Regions from separate parts of the Mus musculus genome. Here region 2 is linked to region 1. Evidence: chromatin loops called from intact Hi-C (ENCODE). Cell type or tissue: heart. All regions are shown on one strand. Each heading gives the region's core, and the rest is flanking DNA. Links, peaks and the distances in the headings are about the cores only. Region 1 holds the start of Dusp4 (dual specificity phosphatase 4). Region 2 overlaps Gm46069 (a long non-coding RNA gene).

Evidence for each region. Hi-C counts contacts between places; a loop is a spot of excess contacts. Peaks named below come from ENCODE experiments on the same cell type or tissue, not always from the same donor. Only the 100,000 strongest peaks of a DNase experiment are listed, where the experiment ranks them.
Region 2: a loop joins it to region 1, with 2.2 times the contacts of the local background. A loop is called at or near these places in 13 of 42 quality-filtered maps.

The regions. Positions count from the first base shown.
Region 1 is chr8:34,799,370-34,814,379 of GRCm38, reverse strand. It overlaps Dusp4 (dual specificity phosphatase 4), which reads right to left and starts at 6,770. Exons shown (of 4, transcript NM_176933.4): 1 at 6,207-6,770. The coding sequence starts at 6,651. In heart, for the core only: no CTCF peak of the experiment used is centred there; DNase peaks (open chromatin) are centred at 5,999, 7,179, 8,189, 9,229 and 2 weaker places; H3K4me3 peaks cover 6,450 bases; H3K27ac peaks cover 6,709 bases; H3K27me3 peaks cover 387 bases.
Region 2 is chr8:34,674,940-34,689,949 of GRCm38, reverse strand. Gm46069 (a long non-coding RNA gene) reads left to right here. Exons shown (of 2, transcript XR_001778750.2): 1 at 1-492; 2 at 1,162-1,271. Among named protein-coding and RNA genes, the nearest start is that of Gm46069, 7.5 kb to the left of the region's middle. In heart, for the core only: no CTCF peak of the experiment used is centred there; no DNase peak of the experiment used is centred there; H3K4me3 peaks cover 265 bases; H3K27ac peaks cover 646 bases; H3K27me3 peaks cover 606 bases.

The sequences.
Region 1 (15,010 bases), core at 2,632-10,631:
GCAGCCCCCGTCGAACATGTGAAGTGCACCAGAGTTACACACACAGCACACAGCCACCTGGGGTCTCACAGTCAGGTTAAGGACAGGGGCCAGCATTCACCGTGGCCAGCTTGAAGCCAGACTTACCATCAGGAGCCCCTGCACTAGCCATTCCCTTGGGAACACTGCCGCATGCCCATGGGTGATTCCAGAGGGTGCTGGCAGCGATACTCCTGCCCAGACACCAGCTGACCCGCACTTCAAAGAAGAGAACCGAGTAGTACTGTGTGCTCATTTTTTTAAAAGCGTGTCCGTTTAGAGAAGGTCCAAAGGGGTCCATGTGACCTTCTTCCTGATCATGGTGTAAACTTACTGGGTCTGGTATATTGTCACGGGGGCGGGGGGTAGTCCCCACTTTGTAACCCAGGCTGGCCTCGAACTCATGGTAATCAGACTTCCCACTCCCCATATGCTGGGATTGCAGGTATGAAACGCACATGCAGAGAGAGGGGGGGGGAGAGAGAGAGAGAGAGAGAGAGAGAGAGAGAGAGAGAGAGAGAGAGAGAGAGCTCTTATTTCTCAGTGTGTAGGGAAAGCTGCCTTAAAATGTTTTCCTCTCAGGCCCTCCTAGCTAGTAGCCCCATCTTCATGCAAGTATCATCATGGCCACAGCGCCTCTGTGGTAAAGAACCAGGTTCAGAGGACCCAAGTTTTATCCAGAACTTAACTCCACGCAGAAGGGGCCAGATTTTCACTGAACCTCCGGCATATGTCCCAAAGTGGAACCGGGACACATGAATCAGATGGTCAGTCTGGGCCTCTCCAAGGCATTGGGCATCTTCTGGATAAAATTTCATAACATGCCAGGCAGTGGTAGCACATGCCTATAATCCCAGCACTTGGGAGGCAGAGGCAGGCGGATTTCTGAGTTCGAGGCCAGCCTGGTCTACAGAGTGAGTTCCAGGACAGCCAGGGCTACACAGAGAAACCCTGTCTCAAAAACAAAACAAAACAAAACAAAACAAAACAAACAAAAAAAATCATAACATATACCAATGAATTTCGGCCTGTTTTTCCAATGTCCTGTTGAACATAAGTAATTTCCTAACAGATTTCTTAAAGGTCTTATTTAACAATATACTTCCTAAGATTGGGGCTGTGCAGCTCCGTGGTAGAGTGCTTTGTTAAACAACATGTCGATTCCTAGCACTAAATAAATAAATAAACAAATAAATATCAGCCCAGTTTGCTGCTGCACGCCTTTAATCACAGACACTCAGAAGGCAGAGGCAGACAGCTCTCTTTTGAGTTTGAGGCCAACCTGATCTACTAATGGAGTTTCAAGACAGCCAGGGCTGTTATACAAAGAAACCCTGTCTTGAAAAAACAAAAATAAAGATAAATAAATAAATAAACATCAAAGGATAAAGAACTTATTTCCTGTACTTATTGCCTTTCAACCTGTAGGTCAGAAATGGAAACTTAGGCCTGGCCTTCAAGGGGCTTGCCTGAAGGGCAACTAACTATATCTCCAGTTAACTCCATGGCTCACCTTCAGGATATAAACCATGACCACAAGGGGCTGCTGCTAGCTGTAACTCCTCCACTCTAGTGGGCTGCCAGGTCAGCCGGAAGGGAGTGGAGATCATATACATTCGTAGAAGTGCTTTACAAGGGCCCCTGACTGGTGCTGGTAAACCACCATAATAGGGTTCCTAGAGAGGAGTTGCTCGGGTAGTGCCTATGGCGGGGAATCTTAATGAGGCTGCCACTTTCCCTAGATCCGATCAGTCAATATTGAGATTACCACCTGAGCCTGGGTCTCACTCTGGCCCAGAAAGGAAGTCTAGGTCGTCTGAAGGTCGTAGCCTTTGGGAACTTCACTTTAAACAGTCTTCAGATGACCTAAGTGAACTCCTGATCTTAGAATTCCCAAGTCAGAGAGCCTGTCCTTCCCAGGTCACTTGGCCGAACCGCCTAAGGAATTGATTCTCAACCTGGTGGTCTTGACCCTTGGCGGGAAAGTTGAAGGACCCTTTCACAGGGTAGCACGACAGAAATCCTGCATATCAGATATTTACATCGTGATTCATAACTAACAAAATTAGTTACGAAGTAGCAATGAAATGACTTTATAATTGGGGTTTATACAACATGAAGAACTGTATTAAAGGGTGGCAGCATCAGGAAGTTGAGAATCACTGCCCTAAAGCCTTGCTTAGGGACTAGATCTTTCTTGCAGTCCCTCCCAGGCCTCCCACCCTAACTGCCCTGTCCAGCAGACTGGCTTCTATCAGAGTCACTTGACTTCCGGCCATGTTCCCTCTCTCTGACAGGAACTGGCTCTTGAAGTAAGGAAATTAGCAATCCAGCTTTACAGGTTTGGAGTATTTAAAGGGATTTCTTGGCTCTTTAACTACCACCTTTTTCTACAAGATAAGAAGCCCTGATGGTCTTAAAAGATAAAGGAGAAAGTCCTTGGACACCTCGCCCTGTCTTTAGTAACCTTGGTTGACTAGAGAAGTCCATTCGCTTGATGCCACAGTTGTACTTTCTCCGTTCCTTGTAACTATGTAGCTAATGCCTAGTAACTATGTAGCTAATGCTTTAAGGCTTGGGAGTCTTGCTTAAGTAATTGCTTTGGTAATTCTAACACTCCAACTCTTTCCCTCTCTGGAGCACTCTGTTCTATGTACAAATAGAAAAAGCCAGAAATCTTCCTCCCTCTGAATATAAAATGTAGGTGTAAGCAGGCCCCTGAGCTATGCCCTGAGACGCCTGAGCTATACACTGGGAAAGCTGGAGAGAAGTCCAGAGAAAGAGACGTGCAGGCACCAACAAAGGTCCTGGTGAGCAAGACGGAGTCCTCCACTCAACTCAGGGTCAGACCCAAGATCTAGACAGATAAGTTGAGGAAGTAGGCTGTCTAGATGACTCTATCCCAATAGCTCAAAACAGCCCCCTGCATAATTTTGCAATTGTGTTTGAATAAGAACTTAGGTCATATGGTAAATTCTACACAGGACAGTAGATAAAATTGCACAAAGAAGATCCTGTGTGTGGAGCAGTTCGTGACGCAACTGCCTCAGCCAGCCTCCAAGGTCTGGTGATCACACGCATTTCCCACACCAGGTTGAAATTATTTGTGTGTAACAGATTGATTTGTGATTGGGGATACTGGCATTAAAAAATTATTTCCATTCGGATAAGATTTTTTTTTCTTTTAAAAGGCAAGCAAATCTAAAATTCCAACCCAAACATTTACGGAGGTTAAGAATCTGAAACATGTAAACTGAGATAAAATCTGAAAAACTTAAAAATGTAAGTTAGAGAATTTCAATGATTTTTTTACTCACATAAAGGAAACATAAGATTTCTAGTATGTACCAAAACTTGATCGATGTATAAGATTAACAATAGTTTCGCAAAGTTTTAATTCTTGCTTTTAAAACCTTGCTTATGAAAAAAAATCTTTTAAAGAGACCCCCCCCAAAAGGGGGAACATCAATTTCTTTTAAGGGGGGGGCCGACAAGCGCTTTGGCCTGGAAGGACATCACTTCTAAAAGGGTTATTTTTTATTTTCTCTCCCCTATCCCAAGGTTGGTGGGCACCCACTCTGTCTCCACTTGCCTACTGCCTGCCTCCTCACTCCACCAGCAGAAGAGAGCCTTGGGCCAATGCTCTCATACCTAGCCACATTTCCCGGGCAGGATTGGGGGTGGGAGGGAGGTTTGCTTAGTTCCTATGACTGCCCCCTCCTAGAGCAGACATTTCCTTCTTGCTCTACCAAGACCTTTCAATAGCTGGCAGAGAGAAGGAAGGACGAGGTCGTGGCTCAGCACACACATCTACATAAACTAAGGCTGACAAACGCTGATCTCTAAGACCAACACATACACACACACACACACACACACACACACACACACACACACACACACACAAATTATCATGTTAGGCTCTTGCTTCCAAGGGCTGCTGAACTTCTGTCTAGAAGAGGGAAGGAGCTGTTCCTGAACAGATGAAAACTAAGCAGTCCAGGCCTGTGACCAGGCCTAGAAGAGCGTCACCTCAGAGGACTGGGAAGAAGGCCTTTGGCATTTGAGGGGGTAGGGTGATTGATCCTCCCGGCCCAGTGAGAGAAGGGGGTGGAAAACGCGACTTGAAGGAAATGCTGCCTTTCTGTGGGCCAGGCACCCATTACGGATGGGACTGTCATTTTGCCCAGAGGCCACCTGTCCTGTCCAGTCTTACATCAATATTCGCCCTGAAGCATCTCTCAGAACTGGTCTGGCCTCGCCTGTCTCCAGATCCGAATCCAGGACCGGTAGAGTGCCGCAAGCCATAGGTTTAACATTAAAAATATGCCTCCCTCCCTAGGCGCTCGGCCGACCCCGGGGCCCGCACCCAGGAAGGAAGCCTAAGGGCTCAGGCTCAAGGCAGCTGCCGCTCCAGCTTCAGGGCAGTCCCAGGCGGAATTCTTCCAGGAAGAAAAACAAAACAATCCCTGACTCCACGTGGGACTGAAGTACTCCTGAAGCCAGGGTTGGAAGACATGGGCTCCGACTCTCAATCCAACCGCTGGGCAACCCAGGACAACCTAGGACTTTCACCCCGAAACAGTTTCACCTTTCCCACCCGCGCGATCTCGATTCAGGGGCCCAGGCAGGACACCCCGCCGAGGGAGGACCCGGGACCTGCGCCTTTCCTAGGCAGGGCTCCGCGGATACTGCGTGGGGCCCCGGTTCAGACCGCTGGCCGGTCGCGAGGTCCGGAACCTGTGTTCCTGGCCGTCGCTCCTAAAGCGTTTTAGGGAGCCGGCTGAGAGACTGGGGCTCGGCTGCAGGAGCCACAGGCGGTCCTTGCAAAAAAAAAAAAAAAAGAAAAGAAAAGAAAAGAAAGAAAAGGAAGAAAAAAAAAGAAAAGAAAAGAAAAAAATCGCCCTGGCAGTTCAGCCTCAGATCAACAGCAGCGTTTCCCCAGCAGCTGACGGGTCAAATGGTCAGGAAACAACTGCGGAGAACAAAGCCCCCCGCTGTTCCGCACGGCCAGCCTGGCTCGCCCGCACCGGGTGCCGTTCGGAGGGGACGCGAGAAAGGGTTTCGCTCCCGGCCTCCCTTCCTTAAGGAAGACAAGACACTAAGAGGAAAAGTCTGGAAGACGGGGCGAAGAGCCTCGGCAGGGAAATGGGCGGCTCTTGGAAGGCGGAGGTCGGACAAACCTCCAGGCTTTGGAAGCAAAGACCAGACCCGCGCGAAAGAATGCACGGAATGCGGTGGCCGGAGGTAGGGGAGCAGCGCAGCAGGGGGCGCCCGACCCCCCCACACACACACACACCCCGCACCCTACAGTGCTCCCCAACCGGTGGCCGGCACACCGAGCGAGCTGGCAGGTGCGGCGAGCGGTCCCTCCCCTTTGCCAACGTCTGAGATACTGCGCGATCCTTTTGGGGTGTCTGACTTCTCAATGTGACAAGCCACCCTCTCTCCGGCCACCTAATTTCCTACGCCAGGGTTCGCTCGAACCAGGCACGCGCCGCTGGCAGAGTCGAGAATGATGTGTGAACAAAAGGTGGTAACTCTCTGCTCCCGGGATTAGCAGGAGCAGGCGCGGTTGTGCCTGGTGTCCCCCCACCCCCCCAAATACAGCACTTCAGCCTCCCTTAGACCGGGGCAAGTGGGGGTTGGCCGCCATCCAAGAAAGCTCTGAGTTTAGGCAGCGGGGAAAAAAAGAGATAGCTCCCCAGGTCTGCACCCCAATTCTCCTTTCCTCATTGACCGATGTGTATGAACTCCTGAGACAGCTCCTACCCTAGCATTCACCTTCCTTCACCCCCCTCTAGGGTTCCCGGGGTTATACCGAACCAGGCCTCTCTCGTCCCCGTGGGACCTAAGAGCGCGTTCTCAGTACTTGAAGCTGGGCTGCGCAGAGGAACCGCTGCCAGCATCCAGGCCAGAACCGTTCGCGTAAACAAACACGGAAACTCCAAGACGCGTGCGGATTGCAGGTGATTGGGGAAACGCGCCAGCACGGCCTCCCCGGGACTCAGGCTCCAAACCACAGCAAAACCGTTCACACTGACACGCACAAAGACACGCGAGGAAGGGGACTCCAGCACCCCGTAGTCACTCGGGTACTTTCCTCCCAATGCCCAGCAGGGCTCAGGCCGCCAAGTCCCTTACACTACCTACCCTCCCACCTCGCTCTCCCGGGCACCCACGTTTACCTTTAAGCAGGCAGATGTCCGTGCGCTCCGCGTTCCGGCGCAACGCCTGCACGACCAGCGACACCGTGCTGTCCTCCCGGAGACTCTCGGCGCGCGGGCTGCGCTCGTCGTAGACGATGACAGCCGAGTAGAGGCCAGAGCGCAGGCGGGCACGCACCTCTTCCTCGGCGGGCAGGATCTGCTCCAGGCTCACGGAGCCCTTGGCCCTCCGCCGCACGATGGTATTGCAGCGCACGTTCACCGAGCCTCGGATGTAGCCCGCGCTGTGAGCCAGAAACGGCCTGCAGTCCAGCAGCAGGCACTTGCCGCCGCTCAGCAGCCCCAAGGCGCCGTGGCTGCCGCTGCCGTTGCCGCCCGCGCTGCCGCCGCCGCCGTTCTCATCCCGGTTCATCAGCCTTTTGAGCACGCTGCAGTCCATCTCCCGCAGTTCCTCCATCGTCACCATGTCGCCGGCAAAACGCAGTAAGCTGGGGAGCTAGCTGGAGAAGGCCAAGGGCACCGGAGCCAGCTAGGCTAACAAGAAGGAACCAGGCGAGGGCTAAGAGGGCGCCTGCAGAAGTGACCCGCAAACTTGGCCCCAGGCTCTTCTCCCTCTAACACCCCTGCTTCCACCTCCCGCAGCCTCAACGTTACATAGCAGTCCCAGCCTTCTCTGGCGCCAAAGCTGGCGGGCGCGCGGCACCCGGGGCAAGCGATCGAGCAGGGGAGTGTGTTTACGAGAGAGGGCTCCTCTCGGTTTGTCGCCTCTGGTGTGTTTTGCTAGCTAGGGCTGCTTCTGCCGTGGGCTCCGCCGTTTCCCCCACCGCTGCACCGCCGGAGCTGCACGCACTGCCCCAGCCAGAGTTTCCTCCTCTGGCTTAGAGATTTATTAATGCTCGCCGGCTCTCCCGGGGGAGGGAAGAGTCATTACTACCTCGCCAGGCCCCGCCCCCAACGCAAGCTTCCCGCCCCGCCCCCACCCCGGCTCGTGAATGGAGCGCCGGCCCCCTCGCACCCAGTCACGGGGACTCGACGTCACAAAGAGAGGAGTAAACAGGGCGCTCGGTGCTGGCTGCCAGGCCCATTCATAAAACGGAGACCTAGAGGAAGAAAAGGAGGCAGCCTCCGACCCGCCCGCGAGCCGGCGGCTCGGGGACTTTGTGAATGGAGCCGCGGCGCGGTGCCCTGTCCTTCCTCAGCCCCGGAGCGCGGCGATCCTGGTAGAGATCGTTGCGGGTGGCGACGCGGGGCCTTACTGAGGCCTGGGCTCTCCGTGTGGAGGTCTTCACCCCTGCGCTCCCCCCCACCCCCCCGGCCTCCCCAGTCTTCGAGGTCTCGCTCCTGCAGCTCCGAGAAACCTGACACTGTGCGGCTGCCACCCCGTAGGGCTTGGGGACCTCTCCTCGCCGGACTTAATCTCGTTCTTCGTGCCCGGCCGGTTGTGTTTTGTCTTTGTTTTTTTCCATGCGATTCCCCGGACTTAGTTTATACATTAGCGTGATCGATTTCCATCCCGAGCTATTACATCTGGTTTATAGCTTCCCGCGGAACCTGGGCCAACGCAGATTTAGAAAGATGAAAGGGAAGGCCCTCGCGCCGAAGCCCAATAACAAAAGAGAGGTGGAGGGGTTTGTTACTTTACAACCCAGAGGGGGGCGTTAATTGGCCGAATGCTGTGCCCGTGCAAGAGAATGGGAGGCACTCGGGCCCAAGCTTCCTAAAACCTGCTTTTTTAACCATGGGGGGGGGGGGGGGGAATACCCGGAGGTTTTCCTCTTTGGTGGGAGTCCTCGCTTCCCTCCTCACACGCAACGTCCTCTAAGGAAATGACGGTTAAGGTCTACATTTGGTACGAAGGAAAAGATGCTGAAAAGTGCCCATGGGAAGAATGACCTTTTATAAAAGCAAATGTAATAAGCTAGGAGACGATTCGAGTTTCCGCATCCCTCTTTCCAGGTCACGTAGCATCTGCCACCCCCCATTTTACTTTCGGGGGGGGAGCATTTAATTTCCCAAGGGCTCGATTTTGGCAAGAGAGGAGGTTATGCGCGCATGTGGTGGGGACCTTACAGAGAGCCAAAAAAATTATTTGGCCGAGATCTTGCCAAGTCTTGTTAGCAAGAATTAATCACCGAACAAGGGAATTACGGGGTTTGGTAGCGGCGGCCAGGTCGAATATTCCATTTCAAGTTGCGACTAAGCCTGATTAAGGCAGCGAGGGCCGCCGAAGCCTTGGGGTCCTTCCCGCCCTGTTCAGCCTCCTCCACTGTTACCCTTTGCTTTGTTCTCTGCGTAGCTGCTCGCCCGAGATCACCTCCAGCTCTCATTTCAAGGCCTTCTACCGGCTCTCTGCACTCTGAAGGCCCTGACACCCCTTTCAGGGTCCAGTGGGCTATGGGGGTTGAGAAGCAATCATCTGTGGAGATTTATTTTTATTGCCTCGGGTTCCAAAATGGCACTGCAGTTTTTATTTTGTTTATGGATTTTTCTTCAGTTAAAAAAATAAACTATTACATGAGTATTAATTTGTTGCTGGCATATTAGCGACCCCTCAGCCCCCAACGCACCTTATATTTTGGTGCCCGGGGTGCGCGATCACTCTAATTCGGGTTCCGGAAGGAGCCACCACAGTGGAGTGACGTCGGCTGCCTGGGGCAAAGTCTCCGGCACCCGGCTTTCTGGCTGGGAGAGCCGCATGGGCTCCCTGCACCCGTGAGGAGGGCAAAGTGGTTTCTCTTGGTTCGGGAGCTGGGAGGACATCTAGTGCTTCCCCTTTGCTGGCCCTCTATGGGTGCTAGACATCCCCCGTGCCTCGACAGCCCGGGTCAGATTCACTCTCGTGGGGCCTCTCCCCGAAGTCTACATATCCAGAGGCCAGCAGGCCTCAACTTCTCCGGATGCAAGTCTCGGCCGATTTCACCGGAGTCACAGAGGGGGGTGAGGGTGGAGTTGTCCCCTGGCGGCGCTGGCCTCACGAGCCTTTGTCTCCCATGCGTCAGGGGTGCTCTCCTTGCCACCACCCCCCCGCCGGCCAGGCCCTGGCCAGTGCTCACATGGCCTGTAAATAACAGTCAAATCCGGGGGGTGGGGGGGAATGCCCACGGAACAAAGGGCTGCTTTCTGCACCTGACGGTAATCCTTGCCGGAGAAGCCCTTAAATCCCATAGGCGAGTCACGCGCAAGGGGTGTGGGCAGGCGCGTGTCCGCGTGTGTGTCCACGTGTGAGTGCCCGCGCCTGCTCGCCTGCTCGCCTGTTCCTGGAGAGGGCCACCTACTTGAGACTTAGTACATTTAAGCCAAGAGAAGATGATGTTGAATAAAACAAACGACCTCCCCCCTCGCCCCGCCCCCTTCAGGAAACTGCCTTCAGCAGTGTGAATGTAGGCAATGAGCTTTAAATGACAGCACTGTGTTTCCCCGGATACTGTGAGAGCACCCTAGATAATTTTCTTAATGGAATCGCGTGAGCCATTTGGTCCACAGTTAGGTGAATACAATTTAAGGTCTACCCAACCCCGGCTATAGAGAAGATAGAAAACCCTTCTTCCATTGGTCTTCAGGCTAAAGGGTGAGAAACACTCGGTTTACACAGGAACCTCGTGAGTCAATTGGTCAATAAAATCCTGCAGTAAACAAAGGCATTTGAGGAAAGCCAACTGCTTGGATGTCCTTTCAGAGTTATTTAGTTTAGGAATATCTGCAAGGATTGGGGTGGGATTGCCCAATTTACACTCAGCAGTTAAAGCTGGGGTGGAAATGCTTTAAAATTTCACCGTGACATGTGAATCCAACTTCTCTTTCATCAGGCAGTCCTCAGACCGACCTTATTAGTCACTGTCAGGCTTCAACAAATCCCTGTGCTTGTTTAAGAACTTTTCTTTCCAATTAGAAAGTTTTGTGATCTGGGGATTCAAAGCCAGGAGTAGAATCCCCAGAGAAGACGGTGGCTTCTATTCTGGTTTTGATGCCAGCCTCTGACTCACAGTCCTGTCCCAAAGTAACTGAACAAAACTTACCTTCAAAAAAAAAAAAAAAGTCATTGATAAGTGAATAACCATGGTGGCAGCAGATAAGCTGAGTGGAAGCCAGGGAATCCAGAGCCTTTCTTCTTACTCTGAACTACACACGAAACATCCTTTTCACCAGCACCTATTTGTGCTGGAATGGTAAATACTGGGGAGAATTGGAGGCCAACTTGGGCTCCAAGGAGGAAAAGGTGTCCACAATGTGTTCTTCGCGTGTCTCTCTTTTCTGCCCACCTCTGACCCTCAAGCCAAGGTTTGGAGGCAGTGGAAATCTTCAACACCTAGAAATCAGTGAAAGAACTAAAAGCTTTGTTGGGATTTAGGGGTTTCCTGTAGCTCAGGCTGGCCTTGAACCCTTAATCCCACCGCTGTGCTGTGCGATTATTGAAATACTGGATGCCAAAGAATTCAGATTCCCTCAAGAATCACATGCTGGGAAAGGGAAAAGTTGAAGCCCTATTTCCAGAAGAAATTCCAAGGAAGAAATTTCATGGTTTATCTGACCACATTTTAGCTCAGACAGCTGATAGCAGGATAGAGACTATTAATTATGCATAGCCTTTCTCTCTGTTTAACCATAAACCTGCCAGTGCCTGGAAGACTCACTGAGTGGCACTGGCCTCTTTATCTGTTCTTCCCAATGGGACACAGTGAATAAATCTATCCCTGCTCGATTTACAGGTTACAGGTCCCTTTCTTGGTATATTAGGTAGGGATGGGGTGGCTGAGCCTCTAGGCATGTTAGCCTTTTGTCCTGGTCATGAGACCTAGCACCAGGGACTGCCAGAGTCCAATCTTTGAGCCTAAAAACTTCACTACTTACCATTACCTCCATTTCCAAAATTCTGGGATTACAAACATGTGCCACCAAGTCCGTCTGAAGTGTCTTTTTAATGATGACTTTATCAGATGAGTTTATAGTTTATCATTTTGTTTGTTTTTGTTGTTTTTCTTTGTTTTTCGAGACGAAGTCTCTCTGTGTAGTCGCTATAGCTGTCCTGGAACAGTGCTGGAATCAAAGGCGTGTGACAGCACACTCCAGCTCATCCTCTGTCACTTTCTATGGGTGGCATTGTCCCACATACTAATAATTTAAAGTAGTGGGTTCCCAGCCAGGTATACTGAGGGGAGTTTGAGTGCTTTTTTGCTTCACTTTCTATTTTATTTGATAGTTATTCCATCAAGACAATGCTCCCATATGTAGCTAAGTGGTCTTGGGCAAGATGTTCCCCCTTAGCCAAAATTTCCTCACTTTGAAAGAGAGGCTTGTGCAGGAGTTTCCTGTCAAAAGGGTTCCAAGCCTATATGATATGATTTGAGTGGGTGAGCCCTTATCAATCCCAAACTCACCCACTGTTCCCATCATACCCTCCCCAAAGCCAAGCACACTACAATGCCACACAGGAAGGGCAATCTCTAGCTCTTTTCTTACCCCCCCCCCCAGAATAAATACTCTTTGATTTAAGAAGGAAGTTTATGGGTTTTCTTTATTTGAGGCAAGAATGTCTCAAACATCCTTATGAAACATTGAGGTGGGGGTTGCAGGTGTTGGTAGTGCATAATCAACCCAGGGTGCAGAAGGATTGGAGAGTTTGGGGAGTTGGCCTGGGCTACATAGAAGACCATGTCTCAAGGGGTGAGGGGTCGGGTTTTGAAAACAAATGGATGGATGGACTTGGTCTTTTCTCTGTCGTTCTAATGTGCATATTTTCTTCATCTATTCATTCACTCAAATGTGCTAAACTGAGCCTGAAAAATAAATGTGTCTGGATTACTAATGATGCTGTCTTAGTCTGGGTTTCATTGTTGTGAAGTAACACCATGACCAAGGCAACTTGTAGGCTTAGACTTTTCAGAACCTACTTTTAATAAGGTAGTGTTCTAGCCCACCACCCACCAGAGATAGTGAAAAAGGATAGGTTAATAAGGCAAAGGAGGATTCGGACCTATATAGCAAAGATTTTTTTTTTGAGTGAATCCAGTGTGCATTGTCAGGATATCAGTAGCTCTGTTCACACAAATCAACAGCTCAGTCCACTCGAAAACACCATGCAGGAATCAGCAATGGCAGTTTGATCAAAACAACAACAAAAACCCCAAAAGGCTCTGCCAATCCGCCCAAGTTCACATAAGCAGCAAGAAGCCGCCAGAACACCATTACAAGTTCTTTGGTGGGTTTCATTCTTTCTACCAAGTCATGACAAACAATGACCAGCAAAGAGTGGCAAGGCAAACCAATACCACACAGCGTTGCCCACTGTCTGTTGGGTTATATTTCTATCCTTTTCAAACATTACGTGTTTTCTCCAGGCAAGCATAGTGGTCTAGAAAGAGCTGAGAGTTCTACATCTTGAGCTGAAGGCAGCCAGAAGAGATTCTCTTCCACATTGGGAGGAACCTGAGCACCAGCAGTCCTCAAATTCTACCTACAAGGTGACACACTTCCTCCAACAAGGCCACACCTTCTAATAGTGTCACTTTCCATGGGTCAAGGATACTCAAACCACCACAGATGCCAGCAGAATCAAAACCAGTATGACTGCCAATATGTACTATTGAATAGCAGGAACCAGTAAACATCCTTATAGAAGAGCAGATAAAAATGCCAGGGAAGTTCAGAAGAGAAAGGAACTGGGCTGTATTGCCAGATTAGGGAAATGAAAGAAAAATGGCGGAATAAGATATCTTTGGCCACTTAAACATTATGCCTGGAACGTTGCCCTTGTCTTCTCTCAGGAGTCTACAAAAAATAAATAAATAAATAAAAATAAAACCTGCTATCTCACCTCTGACATTCATTCTGCCCTTGTGTCTTGTATTCTTTTCCTTTTATTTGTTAACATCTTTCTTCTCCCAGTGGATTTTGCCTGCTAAAAATAGACAAGCAATTGTCTGAAACTACAAGGAAGCAAGGCGGCACAAAAGCTGTGTGAACATCTACCCGCACGCCACGGGCCAAGATGGATGCTGGTGACCCAGATGTGAGCCCCACTCTAACTTTCATTGCCGTATCAGTTAATTCCTTAAGTCTTTTCTTACTACCTTGGTTTCTATAAAACCCAAGAGATTTTTTGGAGTTATTGTTAACAATTATTTTTAAGATAGTAAAATGTCTAAATTATTTTGCCAAGGATTTGGCAAAAGGCTTCTGTGTGTCAGGCCAAATACTGTAGTTCAGGGTCAGGGTTTCTTTCGGACTTGTGAAATTCGTCTAAAAAGTCCTACTAAGTCCTAGTGTGCTGGTGAATACCTTTAACCCCAACACTCAGGAAACAGACACAGGGTCTGAAGGCAACCTGGAGACCCAGCAAGTTCCAGGCTAGCCAGGGCTACACCATGACACATTGAGCTACTGTCTCAAACAAAACAAATGTCTAAAGATTCTTACCAAGAAATCAGCATAAAATCAAATTAAGGTATATTTTCTCAGTCTTCCTTTTTTATTGAAAACAACAAAGAGATCTGAAGTCAAGTCCATCAGGAAACCTGGTACCAGGAAGCCAGCATGCAGTGCAGGTCCAGCATACACAAGACCCCGTGCTCCATCCCAAGGAGGTCTTGGAGAAAATGTGCAACTATAAGCTCTTAGCTCTTCAACGGTGAAGCAGGAAAACAAGCTAGCTAGAGAAGCCACCTGACACTTTGTTTGCCTCGCTAGCCCCAGATTGCATTATCGATGACATCCACAGGACAGAGGAACCTAGACTCAGCCCACAGAAGCCCAGTCAGTACAGGCAGTGTGCCCACCCGGCTACCCTCACGGTGTGGCTCCTCTCTGCTCACACATCATGGCCTTGTGAAGAGTGTTTTATTTATGTGGCTATCCGTGGGTGCTCACTGTGAGTGCATCAATTTTTGAAGAGGCATAGGGGTAGTGCAGGAGATGGGTTAGATCTTGGGGTGATGCGGGTCCTACCAGCTAACCAGTGGCTTTCAAAAGCCACATAGTCCTTCACAAATACTATTTAGTACTCCCGTCAGACATTCCAGGTAGGCCAAAAGATGAAAGGCTAATAATGAACAGTTTCTAATGAAAAATATCAACCTTGAGTGAACTCTCTTAGTTAATGTAAATGCTGAAGAGGGCCATCAGCTCATTTTCTTTCAAATAGTAGATCATTTTGTTTGGTTTGGTTTTGTGGTTTGTTTGTGTGTGTTTGTTTGTTTGTTATTGTTGTTTTTTAGGTTTTTCAAGACAGGGTTTCTCTGTGTAGCCCTGGCTGTTTTGGAACTTGATCTGTAGACCAGGCAGGGCATTGAAGTCACAGAGATCTGCCTGCCTCTGCCTTCCCAGTGCTGGGATTAAAGGTATCTGACATCACCACCAGCCAAATAGTGGTTTTCTGAACTCACATTAGCAGCAGCCTTCTGAAGCTGAATGGACACTCCAATGAACAGCCTAGGGAAAGACAAAAGGAGACGTTGAAGTGGGGAGATACAAAAGGATCCCATATTACTACACGTTTCTCCCTGGCAGGCCAGCCTAAAATGAGTCTATGGCTATCCATAGACTTGCTCCCCTCAAGGCTGCCTTAAACATTCTGAACATCATAGCTCCTCCACAACGGGCTTCTCTTTTCTTCAAGGGGCCTCATCTTTTATGTAACCCAGATTGTACTTTAAAACATGACCCAGGGGCTAAAGAGATGGCTCCATGCTTAAGAGCTACAACTCTTGCAGAGGACGAGTTAGGCTCCCAGCACCCACATCAGGCAGTTCATAATTTCCCATAACTCCAGTTCCAAGAGATTAGAAACCCTCTTCTGGACTCGACAGCCACCTGCAACTTACATACAGACA
Region 2 (15,010 bases), core at 3,005-11,004, 120 kb after region 1:
AGAGAGGCAGGGAAGAAGGAAGTAGCAAGGGAGAAGAGAGGACCCTGCTGGCCAAGTGCTTTTGTTGGAAGTTGGGGAACACTACATATCATAAGGCTTGGGGGACCTTCCCTGATGCTTTTGAATGTCTCTAGACTAGAACAGTCCGGAGAAAGCAGAAAGGTTAACTCGTGGCCCGGACAGAAGGGCACGATCACACTGGAGTCCCCGTGTGCTGGAAGTTCCGCATACCTATGAGGTACTCTCAGCCCATTTCACACTGGCGGGCAGTTAGGCTCGAGGTGGGTCTGTGGGCGATCGAAGGCTGCGATGCCTGCAAAGTTGCGGTCCCCTGCCCAGGTACTTAGCAGTTATCACGAACATGCAGAGCCGCATAGCAGTCTTCAAATACTGGAACTGAACCTGCGTACTGCCGAAGAAGGTCCACCTGATCTTTCTCCGCGTGGTTTTTAGAGTAATCTTCAAAGTGGAGAGGAACTTGGATGCAAAGAGGTAGGACAACTGGGGGGGGGCGGGGGCTGGAGATGGGGCAGGGCGCTACCACTGAGGATGGACTCCGTTGGAGATCAGAATAGTAAAGTATCAGGCCCTCGGGGCTTCCTCACAGTGGGACAGGGCGTAGGCTCAGAAAAGTGATTTTCTTCCCTGAACTGAACTTTCTGTTTGCGGTAACGGGGATTGAACCAGGAACCTATCACATGGCTTCTTACTCACCTGCTCCACATGCCCCCCCCCCGCCCCCGCCCCCGCCTCCGCCCCCTCCAGCCTTGCATTGAATTTTAGCTGTGGTTTCTCTCCTGGCCACGCGTTTTATTGCCTTCTGGGAAAGACCAACCCTACCCTAGACTCCAACCGTTTTTGTTTCCTTTTCTTCGGTTCAGTCCCTGGGTGCCTTTGTGAATTGAAAGTACTTCTAATTCTACATTAGTCTTTATTAAAGCTTAAATTGTATGGCCGTTTAGAAAGCATCTCTGGGAAGCCAATGCAGGTCTGGATAAAGGGTTACTATGGAGATACCGTTGCAATAGCGCTCAGGGATAGGTTCCCAGCCGGGACTGATTTTATTGTTGCGTCTGAGGACGTGACCTGAACACCCACAGCAGCTGCATTGGAAGCAGTCAAATTCATTGGGATGACTAATGCGTTTGTCGCTTTTCTTAGGTGACAGAACCCTGCTACTCATCTTTGAGGAACACTACTTGGCTGTCCTGGCAAAGCAGTAGCTGAAGACTGGTCTCAGATACGCTTCTAAAATTTAAATTATCTTTTAATGTGTTTGTTTTGTATGTGTGCATGTGTGCGGGCATGCCTTTGCCAGGGTAGGCATGTGGAGGAGATCTGGGAAGGGGGACGGCTTCAGTCAGTTCTTCTATGCGGGTCCTGGGCATCGGCTCATCAGGCTAGATGACACGTGCCTGTACCTGCTAAGCCATTTCAGTGTTGCCTCCCTCAGATAGTTTTCAATTTGGCCCAAACCGCAGCATTTTAAATAACACGCTAGAGGCTCGTCGCTCGTTTTTCTATGTTAGGGATCGCTGCCTAGGTAGGTCACTGAAAAACATCTGGCTTCACATATAGAGAGAATATTCTGTGCTCCCTGCTTCAGGAGTAGGGTGGTGAGCACTCATGGCTCTTCAGTGATGCCCTTTGTAATTTTCGCAGTGCCAGGGTTTGAACTCAGTGTTCCCATAGTCTTCGATATTTTTTTCCCTTTCTGAAACAGGGTCTCCTGTTTTTTTTTTTGTTTGTTTGTTTTTTGTTTTTGTTTTTGTTTTTGTTTTTTCGAGACAGGGTTTCTCTGTATAGCCCTGGCTGTCCTGGAGCTCACTTTGTAGAACAGGCTGGCCTCGAACTCAGAAATCCGCCTGCCTCTGCCTCCTGAGTGCTGGGTTTAAAGGTTTCAAATGAAGCCATCTGTAGGCAGCACCACCCAGGTGACAGGTTCATGGTTCACGACGGTACCTCAGAATTAAATGCACTCTTAGACTCCTGGGAGACAAGAGATGCTCCAGGCAAGGTGGTAGAAGGTAGGTGTGCCTAGATTAGGGAGTATCAGCAACCACTGACAGGGTTGGTTCACAGGTTTACGCGATACTCCATGGAGATGCTCAGTCATGCTTACTACAGGATAAGGAGAAAATGGGCACACTTTGTAGGCAAATAGAGTGAGGATGCTCATGTTGGTTGAATCTGATTGACCTGGTAAGGGCAAGGGAAGTGTTTGAACAATGATTGGCAGACAGTAATGTTTTCATCTTAGCTTTGGCCCAGGAAGCTAAATGGACAGCCCAGCTCTATAAATATAGTAGGTATGTGCTGTCCGAGAATATACCAGGAATGCTTAAGAATCGCATCACTGGAGTGTGCATGACCCTCCATGCTTACAGTCAAATCTTGATCATAGGATTGGATGCTTTCCTGCGTCCCAAATTGTGTATCTCAAATGTTTGCTTTGACCTTTAAAACAAGGTCCTGTGTAGCCCAGGTTGGCCTCAAAATCCTCTTGCCTGTTCATTCAAGGGTGGGGATTCAAGGTACGAGTCAGCTAGCTATCTCACAGTTTGAGCAACCCAGCAGAAGGACATCAAAAGTCCTTTAGGGGCTGGAGAGATGGCTCAGCAGTTAAGGGATCTGATGCCTTCTGGTGGGTCTAAGGACAGCTACAGTGTACTCATATAAATAAAATAAATAAATCTTTTTTTTAAAGTCCTGTAGAATTGACTCTGGGGAGCCCAGAGTTTAGACTTAGTTGCAAGAAGATGCTGTGGTCCATTTTGCAGATTGCTGCCATTGAAACGCTGTCTGGAGTTCCCATAAAGAAAGACCATATGAGCCACGTATAGGGTATAGATCAGTTTATTGCTATGGACAAGGTTTCTGCACTCCTCAAAGAATCTGTGAAAGTAGGCTTAAAACTCAGTGATGGGTCAGGCATGAGATCAAACACGTGCTTAACTTGTTGGATGCTAGGACCCATCCCCTGTACTACAAAATGAAAATAAACCCTCAGGGCTTTTCCAAGACTGGTGACAGGGGTGCTGATGAGTTTCTGTAGGTGGGGGGTGGAGGGGCAGATGCAGGATACATTTGAGATATTACTGTTACAGTTCGAAATAGTAACATCTGAGACCTGATTTGTTTTAAAGGATCAAGCCTGGATTAAAATGAGAGTGAATCTGGTGTAGCCAGAGAGCAGGCGAACCAAGGAAACAATACACTGCTCCCCACAACAGTGGCCAGAGAGAGGTAGGGCTGGATTAAGGTAGACCTGCTAAACCCAGCACTTTCCTCTTCAATGCCACTCGCTTGTTGTTCGCCATCTGTCACCTCACAACGCCCACACACTATGGTTAAAACAATTTCCAATTGCGATCCCCTAAAATAAAGCTTAATATATTCACATCTGGCGGTTTTCCTGCCCCAGTTTATGCTTAGCGTTGGCCTTCATTTTAGCAAACTATTCCGTGATTGCTTTGTGTTGCTTTGGAAGTGTTTCTGGATGGGGGATTTGTGGCTCTGTTTGATTGCATTGTGATTGCGTTCGCAAGTGACAGAGCAGAAAGGAAATCTGAAGTCTGTTTTTATCTCATGTCTGTGTGGGTACCAGCTCTGGTAGCAGATCAAGAATCAGCTGAGCAAGGTTTAGAAGTACAGGTTTCTGAGACCTAGGGAACAGAAGACCCAGGAGGGAGTAGGGCGTTTAGTTGAAGAATTAGATCATCCCAGGAGGTCAGTGCACTGGCCCAGGCTGCCTGTGGACATGGATGTTAGGCAGGCTGAGCAAGAAGGATCTTTGCAGCCCAGGGGTTTCAGATCAGTCTGGGCGGTGTCGAGAAGGGTCATCCTTTTGGGATGTGTAGCCCGGACTGCTAACAGTGGTTATCGTTTACAAGTCCCGTCAGAAACCTTCAATGCAACTGGTGAAGAGTCCCCTCCATTTGGGCTGGCCTCTGAGCGGTTTACTCTGAGGATTTAGAATGCTGAAACGTCTGAGTTTCCTAACCATGAATCATGGAAAAATGGCTTCAGCAATACCAGGGTTTGGTAGAACACAGGCTTTGGAGTAGAGATGAGTTTTGACCTGGCTCTACTACCCTGCTTTCTTGGCTGTGATGTCTTCATTTCCACAACTGTCACATGGACATGTAATTCTTTCAGGATTGCCCTTTTTGGAGCTCTAAGTCATACCTCCAACATCCCAGTTGCTAAGCTGCTAATGAGTGATGTTCTTTCCTTCTTGGCATAGGGAAGATCTTCCACGTAGTTGGGTGCTTCAGAGCTCGTAAAGGTCTTATACCCCTACTAGTTCTGTTTTGAGGTACTATTTGTTTGCTCCCCCTAACCCCTGTCTTTCTTTTTTTGCCCAATTTTCCCACTGATTCCTCCCCCAAGCCTTTAAAGTTGGGACCAAGAGAGTTTTACCCTTGGGAACAGTACCAAGTGCCACAGTCTTTTCAAGCAAAAAGTATAAAATACCTTCAGTTTAACCAAAGTGAGCTTCTTTGAAAAAACTGTATCCTCCGCTCTGCATGCCGAGGCATCATTAGACCACCCGCTGTCTCTCCTCTCCCCTGCTCTTAAGGATGCTTTCCGCCCTTACCCATGTGCTTCTACAGGGGAGCCAGCAGCTCTCTCTTCATCTGGCCTTGGCTCTGCTCCACCATTCCTTCTAATTGCTCTCCTGAACCCAGGGCTTTCTCCAGCACACCTGTAAAGACAGCGGTTCACCTTTCAAACCCTCACACTGGAGGTGTTGCGCACCTGGGCACCTAGGGAACTGGGAAGGCTGAGAGGCTCAAGGAGACCTGTTCTTTTTCTTTGACAGACAGTATGTAGCTTCCTTTGGGGAAGAAGAAACCTTCTCCACTGGCAATTAGCATTTTCCCATTTCCGTTGAATTTACATTCCTGAAGTGTAACGTTAGGCCATTTCTTTCCATTTTATTCAGGAGAAGCTGCTACCTGGTATTAGTCAAGTATCTCAGCGCCCCACAGTGATTTGTGTATTACTTATAACACAGCCGTTTTGACAGATGGCAGTTTTCGATGATGAGAGGAGTTGACCAGATGGGGAAGGGTAGGAGGGGAGTGGGTGGGTGTCTGGGGTAAAAGAACCTTCCCATGAGAACACTTTGGATGAAAAAAAATTAAAAATGTACTTGAACGAACAAGAAGAAAGACAGGGCATGAATAATTGGGGGCTTTTCCTGATGGCTGCGTGACCAGTGGTTTGGGCTGCTGTGACTGAGAACAGGAGTGTTTAAGTATTAGGGAAGGAGGGAAGGACATTAGGAAAATGCATTTTAGGAAAAGGAAGACTTGAAGCTGTTTGGGCTGGAATGCCACAGAGCAAAGGGAACGGTGTGGTTTGCAGTGAGGAAGCACTCGGGAAACCCACGATGCAGGAGCCCTTTGCTGTCCCTGTCTACAGACATGGCTATGACATCCTAGAGTGAGGGTCTAAAGGCAAAGTCTCAGCAGTGGGTGATGGCCAGATAACATGAGGAAACAGGACTTACAGGTTCCATCCCGGCTCTGGGCCCTGGCTACCTCACAGAGGGTCATGCCCATGTGCTGCTTTGTTTCTTGTCACCTTGACAGACGCTTGGGTCATCTGGGAAGAGGGAACCTCAGCTGGAAAAAAAATGTATCTATCAGATTGGCCTGTGGGGCATTTTCTTGATTGATGGTTGATGTGGGAGGGCCCAGCCCTGGGCACCACCCCCAGGCAGATGTTTCTGGGTAAATCCTTTCCTCCTCAAGTTGTTTATAGTTATAGTCTTTTTCACATCAGTAGAAAACTGAATTAGAACAGGATGCAACCCCCCCCCTCTTGCTTTTGTTGTCTTTTTAAGACAGGGTTTCTCTGTGTAGCCCTGGCTATCCTGGAACTCCTTCTGTTGACCAGGCTGGCTTCACACTCAGAGATCCACCTGCCTCTGTCTCTCACTGACTGCTGGGATTAAAGGTGTGCACCACCACTGCCTGGCGCAAGCTTTCTTGAAAGGTGGCCAGGAGGATGAAATGAGAGGAGACAGAGTGGGTGCCTAAGACTCCATAGATTTCAGTCACTGTGCACAGATATACTGCTATCCCCTCAAACTATTTTGTGGATGCCTCTTGTGTACTATTACAACCTAGCAGGCCCAAGACTTCACGTCTACTTAATGTGTATACATATATATGTGTGTGTGTGTTTGTATGTATTGTGTATATATGCATGTATATGTATATATAACATATATATATATATATATATATATATATATAAAGCTTATATATAACACATATAAACACAGATATAAGCATATATATATGTACATATTAAGCATACACACACACACATATATATATATATATATATATATATATATATATATATATATATATATACACATATGCTTATAACACACACACACACACACACACACACTTTCTTTTTCCTCTGTCGGGGAGAAATGGTGTGTTTACTGGTACACACAAGAACTTTGCCTCCTGAGCTGGCAGGGCTGTAAAGAGCTCTGTTGAACAGTGAGTCAGAGATGGAGAGCCTGGGGGTGAGAATCAGTAGTGTGAAAACCGGGGATGCTTAAAATGAAATGCCGAGGCAGATGATGGCTTGCTTTGCAAACCCTCCCCTTGTTCTCTGTTGTTTTTTTAGCTTTGCTTTGTTCTTTTGACATAGCGTCTTGCTGTGTATGTAGCCGAGGCTGGCCTCAAACTCATGGTTCTCCTGCTGCCTTCTAGTGCTGCATTGCCCAGCTGGTTTTCTGTTATACCAGAAATGGGGGCAGGGCATAATGGGTTAAGCCGCATGTGATTTCCTAAGTTTCTTTCCAGTTTCTAGAGATCGATGGAGGAGAGACGGGCATAGTGGCACATGCTTACAATTCCAGCACTCAGGAGACTGAGGCAGGGGGATGTTGAGTTAAAAGCCAACCTGAGGTACTTATTGAAGCCCTGTCTCAAAAAATGAAGGTGTTAAATTCTGGGTTGTTCCTTCCTTCTTTGATTTCAAGGCATCTTCCCTTGACACACTGTGAACACCCTCACCTTGGTTTCTTCAAGACTTTGGACCCAGTGCCAACCATTGATGGCTTGGTGTTCTCTGGATATCTCCATGTGTGTTCGAGAGCACAGTTCCCTATCTTAGGTCTTTTTATCTTGGGTTGCTTCTCTGCTAGGCTGATGAGACCCTCCCCCAAAGATGCTCATGTCCCTCAAGAACTGTGAGTTCCTCTATTACAAGGCAAAAGGTTGCATGTGGCATCAGCGTTGCAAACCATCTGACCTCGACACCAGGTGGGCTCTGCATCCAGATAATGATGCTTAAAAGTGTGAGAGAGAAGGACCTGGTGGTACAGGCCTGCGATCTCAGCTATTCTGAAGGCTAACGCAATAGGATTGCGAATTCTGAGACTGTCTGGGCATACTCAGGCCCTGGGTTCAGTCTCTGCTGCCACACATATGCAAGAAAATGTGGAAGAAGGAGGCCGTGGGTGAGTCAGAGTTACTCAGTGTGAGAAGGGCCCCATCTGCTATGGTTACCTTTGCAAATGCAAGAGGGAGCTATGACACAACCTGGGAAGGCGGCGCCTAAAAGGTAGAAACAGCAGAGAAACCGATTTCAAGATAATCGATTGGGTTGATCTATTTATTGTGATAAGAGATTAAACTCAGGACTTCATGCATGCAAGGCAAGCACTTTGGGATTATAACCCCAGCTCAGGAGTTGTAATGGTCACAATAATTTGTTGCAGCAGCCGCAGGAATATAATAGCATTATTGCATCTCCCGCCATGTAAGATGAGCAACACTACAGTAACGGGGCAGAGGCCACCAGCCACAGGGAGGTCTTGACTAGTGCTTTTATGCTGGGGCCCCTTACTGCTTAGTGGAGAAACCCAGGCTGCTTCAGAGCTCTGGATGGAGCACCATCGTAAGCTGCTTCCTGAAGGAACCTTCCTACCCTCCAGCAGTCCGCTCCACAGTCATAGGCATGCTTCCTGTTTTGGCACTTTATTTACCAGAAACTCTTTCCCCTCTTCTTAGAATAAATCCACTTGACCAAGTTCAGAAAAGTTCAGAAAACTGTGTGCCAAAATTTCATTCTGAAAGTCTTAATTTGAGAATTGAGGTTGATAAAAATCCAGACCGCCTCCCCTCAACCACCCACCCCCATCCCCACCCCACCCAGTTCATTTTGGTGGGACAAGTAATACAAGTGGCTTTCAGAAAACAGCATTTAAAATTTCTTTTCTACCATTTACTTTGATATCTGGGCAAGGCATCCTTATCGCCGTCCTGGGACATGCTTTTTAAGAGCTGTCCTTCTTCAGCATCTTGTATTGAAGCTATCAGAGGGTTGTTAAAGTGATGGACCTTGGTCTGGGGTGATGGATGTGTAATCTATTGCTTGTTTCCATTGTCTCTGGTTAGTTACCACGTGGTTAAAGGCAATTGTGGGATTATAGGTTCATGTCCCAAGTGGGGCTGTCTTGTTCTGTGACTTGGCCGGTGCTGACTTATATATGGATATTGCTCAGAGAAGTGACGTAGATGCTCTTCTAGGTTACCCTTTTAAAATAAAATTAAAACAATTTATTTTATTTTTAATTATTTGAATGTATGTGGGTATGGACAGGAGAGTGCTAGTGCCTAGAGGCCAGAGGTCCATCTTTCTGGAACTGGAATTACAAGAGGTTGGGGGTCACCTGATACAGGAGTTGGATGAAGGTTCTCTGCCAGAGCATGTGAACCACTGAGCCGTCTCTCGTCCTGGAGAGTACAGTAAGAGGCACACACGCAATTGCATTAGTGAGTGTGAGCCTCTCTCTCCATACCTCTCCTGCTTTTCCCATCATGTCTCTCCTTCTTCCCTTTGCCTCTCTCTTGAGGTATGAAGTTGTCTGTGTGATTTACTTTTGATTTTTCTCCCCGAGCCTCAACCACTCGGGAGATAGAGGCAGGGGAATCTCTCTGAGGCCAGCCCTGTCTGCAATTCCAGTACAGCCAGAGCTACCCAGAGAAACAGAAACCCCATGTTCAGAAACCAAAAACCAAAGCCAATCAAACAACCCAAAGACTCAGAGCATCTTTATTTTTCGTTCTGCTCTGTTGTTTTGGAAAGGCACACTTTTAATTCTGGCAGAGGCAGGCAGATCTGTGTGAGTTTGAGGACAGCCTGGGCTACACAGTGTGTTCTGGAACAGACAGGGATTTGTAGCGAGATCTTATCTCAAAACAAACAAACAAACAGACAGACAGAGAGACAAAAAGGGGTTTTGTTTAGGGTTGCTATTGTTGTTTTCTGCTGAGGTTAAAGGCAGGGTGGTTAGTTTGTATTATCGAATACTCTGTTACACAGGCAGTACACCCGCCCGCAGAGTACTCTAGAATGGGAAAGTTTGAGGGTCGAGTCTCCACACTCTCCTAGGATTATAAGGCCCAAAGTCCATGTGCAAACCCGCGGGAGGCAGGAAGAAGACACTAAGACCAGTGAGAAAGCTCTCTTCTGCTGTGTAGTCACAACCAAAAAGAAAGCAGTGGCGTTTCAGACAAATATCATTCCAGAGTGGAATTCGAGAGTGATTTTTATGTTACTGTTGGTGCAGTGGCAAGCGTCACTCGGCCAGCAGCAAACATCCGGGAGCCCTGTACTAGGCAGGATGTTAGGATGTCAGCTTCATGGAGGAAAGGAACAATGGCTGTTTAATTTGCTTTTTATAGCCAAGCCCATTTGGGAAGAATGAAGACAGGAGACTCTCAGAAGAGCTTCCTTTCCCTGAGGGCTGGCCCATCTGCTCTGTGGAGAGGAGACTGCTGACTCAGGAAGCCCTGCCAGGGAGCCTGCCGCGGCTGCACTGGGCTTCGGCGCCCGGCCAGGATGCTGGCCCACATGGCCGCCGAACAAATGGTGTGCCCCGGGTGCAGGGAGGTTGTCAGGGCTCCTTTCTAAGACAGGACAACTGACTTCTGTCCTTGGATTACTGAGACATATGTTCCATGACCACCACAAGCACCCTTTTTTTTTCCGACAAAGCCTCTTTCATGGGCTATTGTGAGGGGGGATAAAAGATAAATGAAGCTCGCTCCCAAGAGATTAAGCGTTTAAGAAAAATTAGTCAGTTTCTCTAAGTATCACATAGATCTACGGCTTTTTCAGGAGAAAACAGAAAATGCAATCTCTCATAAACACCCCTGCATGCTTATGAATATTCATCTTTAAACATAATGAGCTGTCATAACTTCTATTTTAGTTTTGTAAACACTACGCTGAAACTTCCAGAGGTCCAACGACAGCTAAAAGCTGCTGTGGTTTTATTTATTTATTCTTTATTTTATTTTATTATTATTTTTTTGAGTTCAGGAATCTATTTTTTATTATCTTTTGCCATCTGCCCCCTCCTCTCCTCTCCTCTCCTCTCCTCCCCTCCCCTCCCCTCCCGTCCCCTCCGCTCCCGTCCCCTCCGCTCCCGTCCCCTCCGCTCCCGTCCCCTCCCCCTCCCCCCTCCCCCCTCCCCTTTCTTTCTTTCTTTCTTTCTTTCTTTCTTTCTTTCTTTCTTTCTTTCTTTCTTTCTTTCTTTCTTTCTTTCTTTCTTTCTTTCTTTCTTTCTTTCGCTATTTCAACATCTTGGAATGAGTCTAGAAGCATTCTCCACTCCCGATCGTCTATCGAAACTAATCAATTACTTCGTCATAGCCTCATGCCAGAGTGAACAAACTCCAGAAAGAACCTGAGTTTCCCCTTGACCGTGATGCTTGCATAGCTAGTTTTATTTTCCAACCATGCTGAAGACGCCGTGTTGGTGGCTTCCAGTGGAGAACATCTGAGACTTGAGTGAGGAATGGGCTTTCCTGCATAGCGCATGCTCAGTGGAGAGCTGGAGGGTGCCAACAAGATCGCTGTGAGAACAGGTCTCTCTGTAGGAAGCATGGTACCAGTGCTCACTGGCATTTGCCATACTGGGTGCTGGTGGCACATTACCACATGGGCTTTTCCTCCTCAAACTTGATATGGACCCAGCTGAACTGCGCTATCTTTCTCTCTTCTAGTCACATACTTGCATATACACATCCCCTTGTGGGTCCTGGTGAAAGACATGGGTTCTCTTAGACACTAGACGATGTCATCTCGGGATTTCTTTCATAAATTGCAATCACTCCAACTGTTGTTGATAAAGACATACGAGTGAAGACGCCTGCCACGTGCATTTTACTCTTTGTTTGTATTATGAATTTCTCTAGATACCTATGTTTCTGCTCGAGAGTGGGAGTGAAGACTATCCTCTTGACTGTTCAGGTCTTCAGGGGGATGGTAAATTCTCAGGCTGTGGGTACACCTCAGGACTCGTATAAGATGTGGCTTTCTGTTTTCCATCCTTCCTGACCGCTCTTCTGCACAGTTCCTTCTCGGGTACAAACAGATAAATGAAAATCTAAGCTGGGGTCAGACAGACCTCTTCAGAGTCCTACCCAACAGGACCGTTTCGATTTTTAGCCACACTTGTCTTCCCTGGGTGAGTCTTGCCCAGGCTGCCAGACACTGACTTGAGTTCGGACTCTCCATGGGACGTAGAGCAAGTCACTTGGAAATAGTCTTGTGTCTCAGTGGTCCAGGTCACTTGAAGATGTCAGTCTTATGTCAGTGGTTCTTGTTTACCAACACTGTCCATTAGAATCAGAATGTGAGGTGTTGAGGGTTATATGTGTGTGTGTGTGTGTGTTATGTGTGTGTTTTTGTATGTGTGTATGTGTATGTGTGTTTGTGTGTGTGTGTGTGTATTTTAAAGGCTTTAGAGTTACATTTAAAGAGTAAAAAGGAATCAAACAGTTCCAGAAAAACACTAAGCAGACCAGACAAATACCAAATGACTTCACTTCTTCATGTAACCTAATGAATCGAACTCAGAATCAGAATTTTAAAATGGTTTAAGAAGGCTTGGGATGAGAACCTGGGAAGATCCTGGCCAAAGGTTATACACTTTCTCTGATAAAAGTTCAGCAAATCTAATGCATCACATGGGTGGTGACAGATATGTAAAGAAAAAGAACTCCAAACTGAGTGAAATTAACTTAAATACATAGTATTTAGGAGCCTGGAGAGATGGCTCAGTGGTTAAGAGCACTGACTGCTCTTCTGAAGGTCCTGAGTTCAAGTCCCAGCAACCATCCGTAACGAGATGTGATGCCCTCTTCTGGGGTGTCTGACGACAGCTACAGTGTACTTAGATATAATGAATAAATAAATCTTTTTAAAAATACATGTTATTTAATCAGATACACTAAAAACCAATAGTTAGATGCATAGTATATATGATATAATTTGTTTATTTCATAGTCATACTTTATGCTGTGGTACTCAGTTGCTCATTTGCTACTAGGCAGATCGGTTCTGAATAACGGAAGAATTGTCTTTGCTTGTTGAAAATATTGCATAGTATCTAGAAAACAAGAAATATGTTGACAGGTCAGGGTAAGAAAGTATAGTGTTGTGAGAAAAGTAATTGAACATTTTGTTTTCTCGTCACAAATGGAGGTTCAACTACACTTCAAAAGACCAGACAGAAATCCGTCCTGTAACAAAATACCGGGCGTGGATTGTTTATAAAGAATAGAGGCTGATTGTGGGGGCAGGCATTCTTTCCGTATCCCAACGCAATGGTGAGCATCGTGTGATGAGACAGAAGTGTGCTAGAGAGAGCCATGCCTTCTAAAATCTGTAATGCAGTTCATTGACTGGGGTTGTGAGCCAGTCACCTCCCAAGGTCTTCTCCTCCAAGGACTCACTACTTTGAGGACTAAGTTCATAATACAGGAAGACACACTCAGATAATAGCAGGATGCCGGGGATTACAGGAGACCACAAGTCAAGGTCAAGAGCTGCTCATTGCAGTCACAGGGTGGGACTCACAGGTACACCCGCTCACAGGTCTTACTAGATGACGGGAAAGGAATCAGAAAAAGGGAACCAGCTTATTTACAGTTTGGGCCAGAACTGCAAAGAGGAAAAAAAAAATTCTCAGCTTCTCTCTACCTTGCCTACAGCAGCCTTTCAGTTTATAAGAAAGGAGAGAGAAAAGCCGGGAAGCAGCCAGTGAAGATTTAACTGTGAGTAAGTTGTCAGAATTGTGAGGTAAATCTTTTCCTAGGCGGCAGTTCTTCCTCCAGCATCAGGGTTGCCAGCAATTCTCACCCCAGCCTGCAATTTCCCGAGTATTTTCACCTTTTTAAAGGGCCCTGTGGCAGTCTTCCGGTTAGGCACCGGGAGACAGCTCCTCTGGAATTAGCAAGATAAACTTCCAAAGGCCTTGTGGAACCATAAACCTGTTCTGTGAGCAAGCCATTCTACTCTGAGAGGGATTCACTGTCTATCCAGATAGCCCCTTAGCATCACTGAGTATTTTGTTTTGTTTTCTTTTTTTGTATGTCATTTCTCTGTGTAGCCCTGGCTGTTCTGGAACTCTCTTGTAGACCAGGCTGATCTTGAACTCAATAGAACTGCCGGCCTCTGCCTCCCAAGTGCTGGGATTAAAGACATATGGTACCATACCCAGTATATTATTGAGTATTTTAAAGAAGGGCTCAATTGGGATTTCAAGATGGCGTCACGGTATGAAAGATATTGAAACGAGCTATTGACTCTAACGAAGAGTCGGAACAGGAAGGCAGTGGCTTGCAGGAAAGTTGACACACACATCATTATCTTTGTAGCCTTGTCCAAGATAAAGGACCATTTTGCTAAACAGTGTGTATAGTCTAGGCTACTTTCAGAACTGCCCAGAGGTAGAGAAGGCTGCTTAGGAAGTCAGCCTCAGTCTGGCAAAGTTTCTGGTCCCTCGTCCTCTGCTCTGATGTAAAGACTTTGTGAAATACCTACCATGTGCCAGGCCTTAAAATGCTTCCGATGTAAAACAGAGCATCTAAGTTTACTGCAGCGACTGTAACAAAAGACTTAACATTGAATGGCTCAGACAAAAGAAAATGATCTCCTAGTGGTTCCTAATGCTAGGAGTCCCAGATCAAGATGTAGGCATATTTGGTACCCGCAGAGGCCTCTGGCTTTGACTTGCAGACAAGATCACCTCCGTGTGCTCATGGACTCTGGTGTCACTGAACGTTTTGAATGTTTGCTTCCCAAGTGGTACTATTTGGGGGAGGCTGTGGAGCCATTAGGAGACAGGAGGTAGGTCTCTAGAGTGAGGCCATTGAAGGCTCTTAGCCTCTGGTTCATGCCCAGTTCTCTCTGGTTTTTTGTTCCAATGTTGTGTGAACGCTCCCATCACACTCTGAGTCCTTCTTGCTACATTGGCTTGCCCCCTACCATACTGGACCCAGCCATTTCCAATGTAGTAAACAATAAACCTTCCCACCCTTCCGTGGCTTCTCTCAGGTGCTGTGGTGGTGGGAAAGTGAAGGTAATGAATACCACTTGTAAACGTTTCGCTAAATCTCCTTTCCCTCCAATAAAAGTTCCGTTCTGAAGTCCTGGGTGATAGGAATGCAGAGTGGAGATCTGAGCTGCCAAAGTCAGCTCATAAAACAGGGATTGCCCTTCTGAACTGTCAGGAAGTGGAAGTTCCTGGTTGATGATTTGGGGCCATCTGGCTCATTGAGATTCCACTCTGGATCTCAGCTCAGTGATTTTTACCCCAGGGTTTCTAAAAGACTCTCCCCCTCCTGATCCTTGCTTGCCTAAGAAATTTTTACAGAACCCTAGGTTTATAGGTGCATAATAAGGTATAGAGACCAACTGCTTACTGACAATGAGCCTCAAAGAAAGGGGTGTTAACCTGTTCTTTGGTGTGCATATGGTTTTGCCACTTACTGAAGATAAAAGCAGGTTTATGTGCTAACGAGATAGAATGGCTCTCTTTCATATAAAGACTTAGGTCTTGGTTGTATATTTCATGCCGTAGGACTTAGGCTCATCATGTCTGGTGGTTTTCTTATTCTAAGATTTATTTATATTATTTTAAGCTATGCTTAGGTGTGTATCTGCATATGGGTAC